2 separate regions of the Homo sapiens genome follow, and region 2 is linked to region 1. A link is a contact called in ENCODE Hi-C or POLR2A ChIA-PET data. All regions are on one chromosome and are shown on one strand. The core of a region is the stretch at or near the end of the contact, and the rest is flanking DNA. Distances in the headings are between cores, read along the strand shown. Region 1 overlaps MBNL1 (muscleblind like splicing regulator 1). Region 2 overlaps MBNL1 (muscleblind like splicing regulator 1).

Evidence for each region. Hi-C counts contacts between places; a loop is a spot of excess contacts on that map. ChIA-PET counts read pairs that join two places held with the same protein, here RNA polymerase II (POLR2A). Pooled maps may share reads with other maps.
Region 2: a map of psoas muscle shows a loop between it and region 1 (2.2-fold over the local background). The contact joins two enhancer-like sites. A Hi-C loop is called at or near these places in 6 of 168 maps with a recorded cell type or tissue (CD8-positive, alpha-beta T cell, MCF 10A, PC-9 and 3 more) and 2 of 50 pooled maps. POLR2A ChIA-PET finds 5 or more read pairs at or near these places in 18 of 52 experiments (A549, BJ, CD4-positive, alpha-beta T cell and 13 more).

The regions. Positions count from the first base shown.
Region 1 is chr3:152,320,879-152,324,366 of GRCh38, forward strand. The region is part of intron 2 of MBNL1 (muscleblind like splicing regulator 1); the gene reads left to right. Among named protein-coding and RNA genes, the nearest start is that of MBNL1-AS1, 53 kb to the left of the region's middle. RefSeq lists an enhancer at 2,837-2,886. Within about 2 kb of position 2,118, at least 6 of the 41 ENCODE cell types and tissues checked have a DNase peak (open chromatin) inside an H3K27ac peak, as active enhancers do.
Region 2 is chr3:152,404,713-152,408,508 of GRCh38, forward strand. The region is part of intron 2 of MBNL1 (muscleblind like splicing regulator 1); the gene reads left to right. Among named protein-coding and RNA genes, the nearest start is that of MBNL1-AS1, 140 kb to the left of the region's middle. Within about 2 kb of position 1,811, at least 6 of the 41 ENCODE cell types and tissues checked have a DNase peak (open chromatin) inside an H3K27ac peak, as active enhancers do.

The DNA.
Region 1 (3,488 bases), core at 868-3,367:
CCTAAATTTCTCTATACTCTAATTTTAGAAAAAAAGTTTTGTCTTCCAACTGTGAATACTTTATAGTGTTGCAACTTCTGCTTCTAATCTTTAATCTGAAGTAGAAAAGAGAATCCAAGCTTCCAAGAAGTATGTCTCTAGACTCTGCCACTTATTAACTTGCTCCTTATTTTTTCTCTCCAACAATTATTTTAAGATCTGTATGATATAAGCTATTTTTAGAAGAACTGAAAAGTTCTAGAGAGTAAAAAAATGTTCCAGATTGTGTGTTGGTGCCAGTAGTACTGACAATTAAATATTTGATTGAGGAGAAACCTACATTTATCCACTTTGAAGAGGATCATCAGGGGAGTTAAAAATTTAGTACTTCAGGCTCATTAAGAGTTAGAATAGAGTAATTATGTAGCTGGTAACAAATGCTACAATCACCACTTGAGCATTGTGATATGTTACTCATTGAGACTTACTGGCCTTCTTCAGGGAACTTCAGATTTTATAAAAGTCATTTGCTTAGAGAGTAAAGTTCTGCTAATCCATTATTTTAGTTCTGTCATCTTTTTCTGCAAATAGGGTGAGTTTTCCGAGAGGGTAAGTCCCTGGTAATAATCTTAAAAATGATACAACTTTACAGAATATCTCCCCTTGCCATGAAGCAATACTTAATGTCTTGAACAGTGAGCCTCTTGTTCATGCAGCATTTAAAAGAGATGAGTGTAGAGGTCTTCCTTCTACATTCATTTTATTCGTTAGTAATTGAGAAGCAGGTCTAATTTTCTAATCTTGCAAGTTGGGAAATTATTAAAATGCTCAAGAGACAGTAGATCAAGCCTGGTGTCCCTTTCTCCATCAAATTTTAAAGGATTTTTTTTTCCTCAGTAATTCTGCCTTTGTGTATTTCCAATCTTGCTTCCTATTTGCATTGCACACAGTGGCATGTCAATTTCAAAAGAAAATGTATTCAGATCTACTTTCAAACTAACTGAAAGAGATAGTGGTATTTATTTTATCCTGAGGTTTTGTTGTTGTTGTTATGGTTGTTCTTTGTTTTTTAAATCTGGACATATCAGTAATCTCCTAAGAGAATCTATTCCAAACACAGAGACTGTTTATTCTTGTTTTAGATACTGTTTTAAAAGCCAGGTTATGTTATTATAGTATAGATATTTTAAAAAATAATGAAAACAGAGTTTTTTTAACCATATTTTTGTACTGCATAAAAATGCAGTGACAAGAGAAAAACATTAGAACTCTGTCATACTCCTAATATAGACCATTGCTGTTAGGTTTCTAACTCCATGTTCCCTGTCTGGAAGCTTTATAAGGCCGTGCCTTAGTCTTCTTAAGCCTAACACATTGTAGCCTTCCAATAAATATTACTTTATTTGTATTAAATTTAAAATGGAATAGAATGTGGTACATCACCAGCGTTCATAGCTCCTGACCCATGCCATAACTTTCCTTGCCCCATCCCCAAGATTAAAAAAACACAAACTATTAGACTAATTATAGTCATTACAGTTGTAAATTAGGTCATGCATTTCATTAAAAATTGACGCAGCTCCCTTTTTGAAAGGCTATGTCACGGAAATGCAAACTAGCCTTGTATATAGAACACTAAAATCATTTAACTTGAATTATTCTAATTACGATACCACAAAGATTAAAAAATACATCTATATTATCTCAGTCTGATAACTGGGCTGGGAAAAAATGTCAGTTTTGATATGTAACAAGATTGGTATGAGTTATTTTACGTGACAGTTTTATTGATTGATTTTTTTCATTTATAATCACTAATTTTGTGAGGTTTTCTCCCCTGCAGCAGTGGACTGAAAAAGTTAACATTTTTCTGGCATTTTTTAAGCGCTAAGAGTAGAAATCAATAGTTAAATTGACCTAATAAAAGATCTGTGCATCCTACTACTGTGACAAGAAGAGCAACAGAAAGCAACATGTATAGACTCTTAACAAGGCTCAAGGCACATTTTGGATTTGTTTTGCATATGAATTTAATAAGCATGAGACAGTGCTAGTGAATTACATTTGTTTTATTGAGTCTATTTAAGCCAGGATACTGTTAAGTAATAGACTGACGGTTTGTGGGAGCCAGATTCAGTAACAGGTCAGCAACAGACTTGCCACATGCCAAAAATGGGGTTATACTGGTTTCAGTTTGCTAACTGCCTAAGTAAACTTGTGTAGAATTTGCATTTTTTGCTTTGCAATTACTGGTTACTTCTCTTTAACATTACATTTGCATTCTATGTAAAAAATAGATTTTATATTTAATTCAAAATTTATCCAAATGTACTTACTCATTGGACATTATTTTTAAATGATAAAGGAACTTAAAAAAGTGATAGGATCAATATAGTAATAATTCTAACTCCCTTTTATACCCATATAAAATTCATTTAACTAGACTTATTCATTCAACAATATTGTTAAATAACCTAAAGGAATTTTTTTAAAGAAATAGTGTAAACATACAAATATGAATAATTTGAACTCCCTTTTATATAAATATATCTGTAGTCACTAACTGTAAATAATTTAAAAAATATATATGTACACACACGTGCGTGCACACACACACACACGTCATGCCTTAACAATGGGGATATATTCTGTGTGTCATTAGGGTATTTCATTGTTGTGTGTACATCATAGAGTATACTTACACAAACCTAAATGGTATAGCCTACTACACATCTAGGCTGTATAGTACGGCCTATTGCTCCTAGGCTGCAAACGTATACAGCCTGTTATCCTATTGAATACTGTAGGCAGTTGTAACATAATGTTATGTATTTGTGTATCAAAACATACTCAAACGTAGAAAAGATATTGTGTTGTGCTATGAGGTTATGATGTCTACAAATGTCACTGGGTGGTAGGAATTTTTCAGCTCCATTGTAATCTTATGGGACCACCATCATATATGTGGGTCCTTTGTTGACTGAAGCGTTGTTATACAGCTATTGACTATAGTTAGTGAAAAAATCTAGTTCTATGATTGGTTTTGTTCCCTCCTTTCTTATGATCACTATTCATTCAACACCTTTTATATGACATGCAGTTTGAAAGCACAGGGTATGCAAAAATTATCCCCGTTTTCGGTTGCAGTATCTGTTGCTGACCCAGATAACTTCATTTCCTTCAGCTGTGCTTTCATTTTCAACTTCTCTAGTTGGAAATAAATCCTCTTGTGTTGCCCCTTGAGGGAGAAATCGTTTAGCAGGAAATCACTTACTAATCACAGTTCATTAATCACATATAAAGAATACTTTATAAATGTCAACTGTCATTCATAGAAAATGTATGTTACCTTGAGGAATGTCTATGAATTACTTATTCATTTTCATTGCCTTTCACACATTATATTCCTTAGGAGTTTATTAATTTCAAATATAAATTGACTATGACTTATACAGAGTCTTGCAAACAAGAGAGATAGCAGTTTTGCACCTTTTCTTTGATTTACTTGT
Region 2 (3,796 bases), core at 561-3,060, 84 kb after region 1:
CACACACAAAGATATATAACTTTTTCATTATATAATAGTTTTTAAATTATTTTATATCTAAATATAATATATAACTATATATAATTAATTTTTCATTATTTGTGTTATATCCAAATTGAAGAGGCATGTCAGTGAAATATATAGATAATCCAAGAACCTCTTGCTTCACTAGGTTTCTTATTGAAGTAGATAATATGAAGCAATATTTTAACTTCTTTGGTGTTCCATTTCTTAAAAATATTGTTGATACTGTAAGACAGGTTCCTCTGAGGAAAAAAAAATGACAAGTAAATTGAAATTTACAAAAGCATCTAAATTTTTCCCATTACACTTTGGAAATGCTATGTGGATTAGTCTTCTCCAAATTCAGTTGCTTACATTATGAAATATCTTCTCCTTTGCAGAACTCAAAAGGGTTGAAGACTTCCATTTGGTTCTGACCTAGAGTCATCTGTTTCTAGTATTAGCAGTCAATGATTAAACAAAAGCAAAACAACTTACAGATGATCAAGTGGGATACACTTGGTACAAATACATATCCCTACAGTAATGATTAGGAGCACCTAGTTTGTAGTTAAACTGCCTGGGTTCAGTCACTTGTTTTGTCGTACTTAAGTATTCAGAAAAACTGAAATGTTACAAACAACCCTTCCCAGTAATACTGAGAGAGGATTAAGGGAATTAACATTGGTAAAGTTTTGAAAACAGTACCTGGAATATAGGAAGCACTATGTAAGTTTTATTATTCCTGTGTTATAATAAAAATATACCTTTTGGTTTTTAGTCAGTACTTCCTGAAGGGAAGGAGAGATTTAAAGTTGGAGCATTTTTGCTTTGTAAATGTACTAGGAACTAGTCTTAAACTATGTTTAAGCAGTCTGTAAAGAACTGCTTAAATAAGTCTTTCAAGAGATTGTTAGAAGAAAAATTGGATGCATTTGACTTAAGAAGTTTACCTCTGTTTTATCCCCAGGAAAGCTCTAGAAATTTAATAGAGACAGTCATACTGTAAATCCACCTAGTAATGGTACAATGATAAATTGGATAAATATTTATAACACATTTTGTGTTTCTCCACTGAAAGGCATGCTCTACACATAGAGCGCTAACATTTATTATGTAAATGTTAGGGCTTTTAACTATTAGCCAAGATTGAAAAGTGTCTGATTTGGATGTCATAAAACTTCAGAAGTATTTCAGCTACAAACAGTTTAGAAATCTGATTGTTGCTGTACTGAAAAAATAATGAAGCAATTTAAAAATAATAGAAACATAGTGATCTGCCATTTCCAGTTTCATGATGCTATAAAAAAAGCAGCCAACAAATGTTGGAGTGTTCAATGATGCTGGCACCTACCAAATGTCACTGGGCTTTCACAAGGTCATAGAGACTCTGGTTTGGCTCAGGGATGGTGGTCAGATCTGTCTTTGGAGCCTATGAAGACTATGGAATAGTGGCAGACAATAGGTGCAGTTAAGCCCTGCATAGCATTAACCTCAGCAGTGGTGATACACTTTTCTAAGATTCTCTGGGATAGAGGAGGCCATAGGTATGAAAAAAAAGTGAGACTTTCTTTTTACAGCATCCCATCACAAGCAACTCTAAATAGAAGAGCCTTATAGGCCCACTCTGAGGAGATTAAGATTTCTTCAGATGACTATCAGCTAAAATTGTGTGCTGAAATAACTGCTACTGCAACAGTTGTATGTGTATCTGATTTCTCACAGGCAAAAGCTGCTGGAGAAAAAAGTGGTATTTTTTGTCACAAGAATGTGTGTGTGATTTGTTGCCTTTTTCCCTTTCTCAGCCCTCTCAGTGGCAGCTACTTTGACTCTCATGCATTACATAATGTTCTGTAGAAGTGTAGAGTTTCAGTTATGCCATTTTCAAGATGATTAATGGGAATTGTGCAATTAAAGCTCTTAGGTTCTCTGGGGAAAAAAAAGTCATAGTATCCCAGTGTTTGAGTGGGGGTGTGTTGATATTGCGTCAATAGTGAGGATATTTTGGGATATCGTAAATGTCGCTATTGGTTTCAGTATCTGAGAATCTTCACCATTAAACTTAGGAGTGTTCTACAAAATAGTGCCTAGAACAGCTATTGAATACTCAAGAGGGCTGTTTAAGTAGCTAGAAAAGTCTAACCTAAAATCCCATTTGTGATTAGATTATGCACTGATGAAAAAATGTTTAATGCCGTTAAAAAGAATCTATTACATTATATTCTTTCAGGCCATGGTAAAGTTACAAATTTGAACTCAATAGGCTGTGTGTGTATTTGTATGTGTGTATTTTTCTTTCTTTTATTGGCAGTCTCAATAATTGTTAAGCCACTGTGTGTGTGTGTGTGTGTGTGTGTTTGTGTGAACTTTTCACAGGACCAGGAAAGGGGAAAAATCTACATTTGTTTTATATTGTGTTTCATTTGAAAACATGTTTTATATCTGTGGTAAAGTAATTGAAAGAAACTGGGATTATATCAGTGGAAATATGTTCTTTTTTTTTTTTTTTTTTTTTTTTTTAGTTTGTTTCACTGGTACGAAAAAAATCTCCCAGCTCTTGTGGTTGAATTGAGCTCCATGCATTTGCTGTTACGCTGATTGGGTGAATAAATAGCAATTTACATCTAGAAAGTTAAGCTTTAAATATTGATTAGGATTGCTATATCTACCTTAATTTAGAAGACTAGAGATTGCTTGCCTAGCAAAATAAGAGAATTGCCTCATTTTTTCACCTTCTGTGGGGATGCTAGGCATTTGTTGCTGGTGTTACCTGAAAGACCAATGAAGAAATCAAAACAGTAGAAGTTGTGTTTGATTTAAAGAATAGTTTCTTGCCTTTAAAGATGGTAAAACTATGAAATAAGTACAAGGGTGCTATGATACTAAACACAGACAATTATGTAATAAAAAAATCCTATTTACTTATTTAGGTTAAAGAGTCATGAATATTTGAGAATTTAAACATTAATAGAAAAATTAGTGTTACTACAATAGCAAAGACATGGAATTAACCCAAATGCCCATCAATGATAGACTGGATAGAGAAAATGTGATATCCCTACACCATGGAATACTATGCAGCCATAAAAAGAAACATAGTTACATCCTTTGCAGGGACATGAATGGAGCTGGAAGGCATTTTCCTCAGCAAACTAATGTAGAAACAGAAAAACAAACACCACATGTTCCCACTTATAAGTGGGAGCTGAACAATGAGAACACCTGGACACGAGGGGAACAACATACACTGGAGTTTGTTGGGGAGGGCGAGGCAAGAGATTGAGGGGGATTGGGATAGCAGTAGGAAAAATAGTGCATGCTGGGGTTAATACCTAGGTGATGGATTGATAGGTGCGGCAAACCATTCACTGTGGCACATGTTTTCCTATGTAACAAACCTTCACATCCTGCACAGGTACCCCAGAACTTAAAACAAAAAACAATAGTGTTAATATGAAAATATATTTCCTCCATAGTTTAACATATGATTTAAACATAGTAGATACATAATATTTACTTATTAACAGGATATATACTATGTATATTTACTCTGTGGTATAGTATACTACTTGTAAAACAAATAACAGCATCAAAACAGTGAAATCTCCCTAGAGACTTTTCAAAGAAAAAAATGAATGTAATGTATCTGTTATAACTACTCTAAAAATTTTAGGCTTTATTTTATAGTGCTATAAAAGCTCTTAAGAGTTTATTCAAATAAAACATGAAATATAAATTATGTCATATATCCTAAGTTTTGAATTTGTAACACAAGCAAAATCTGTTTGTAATA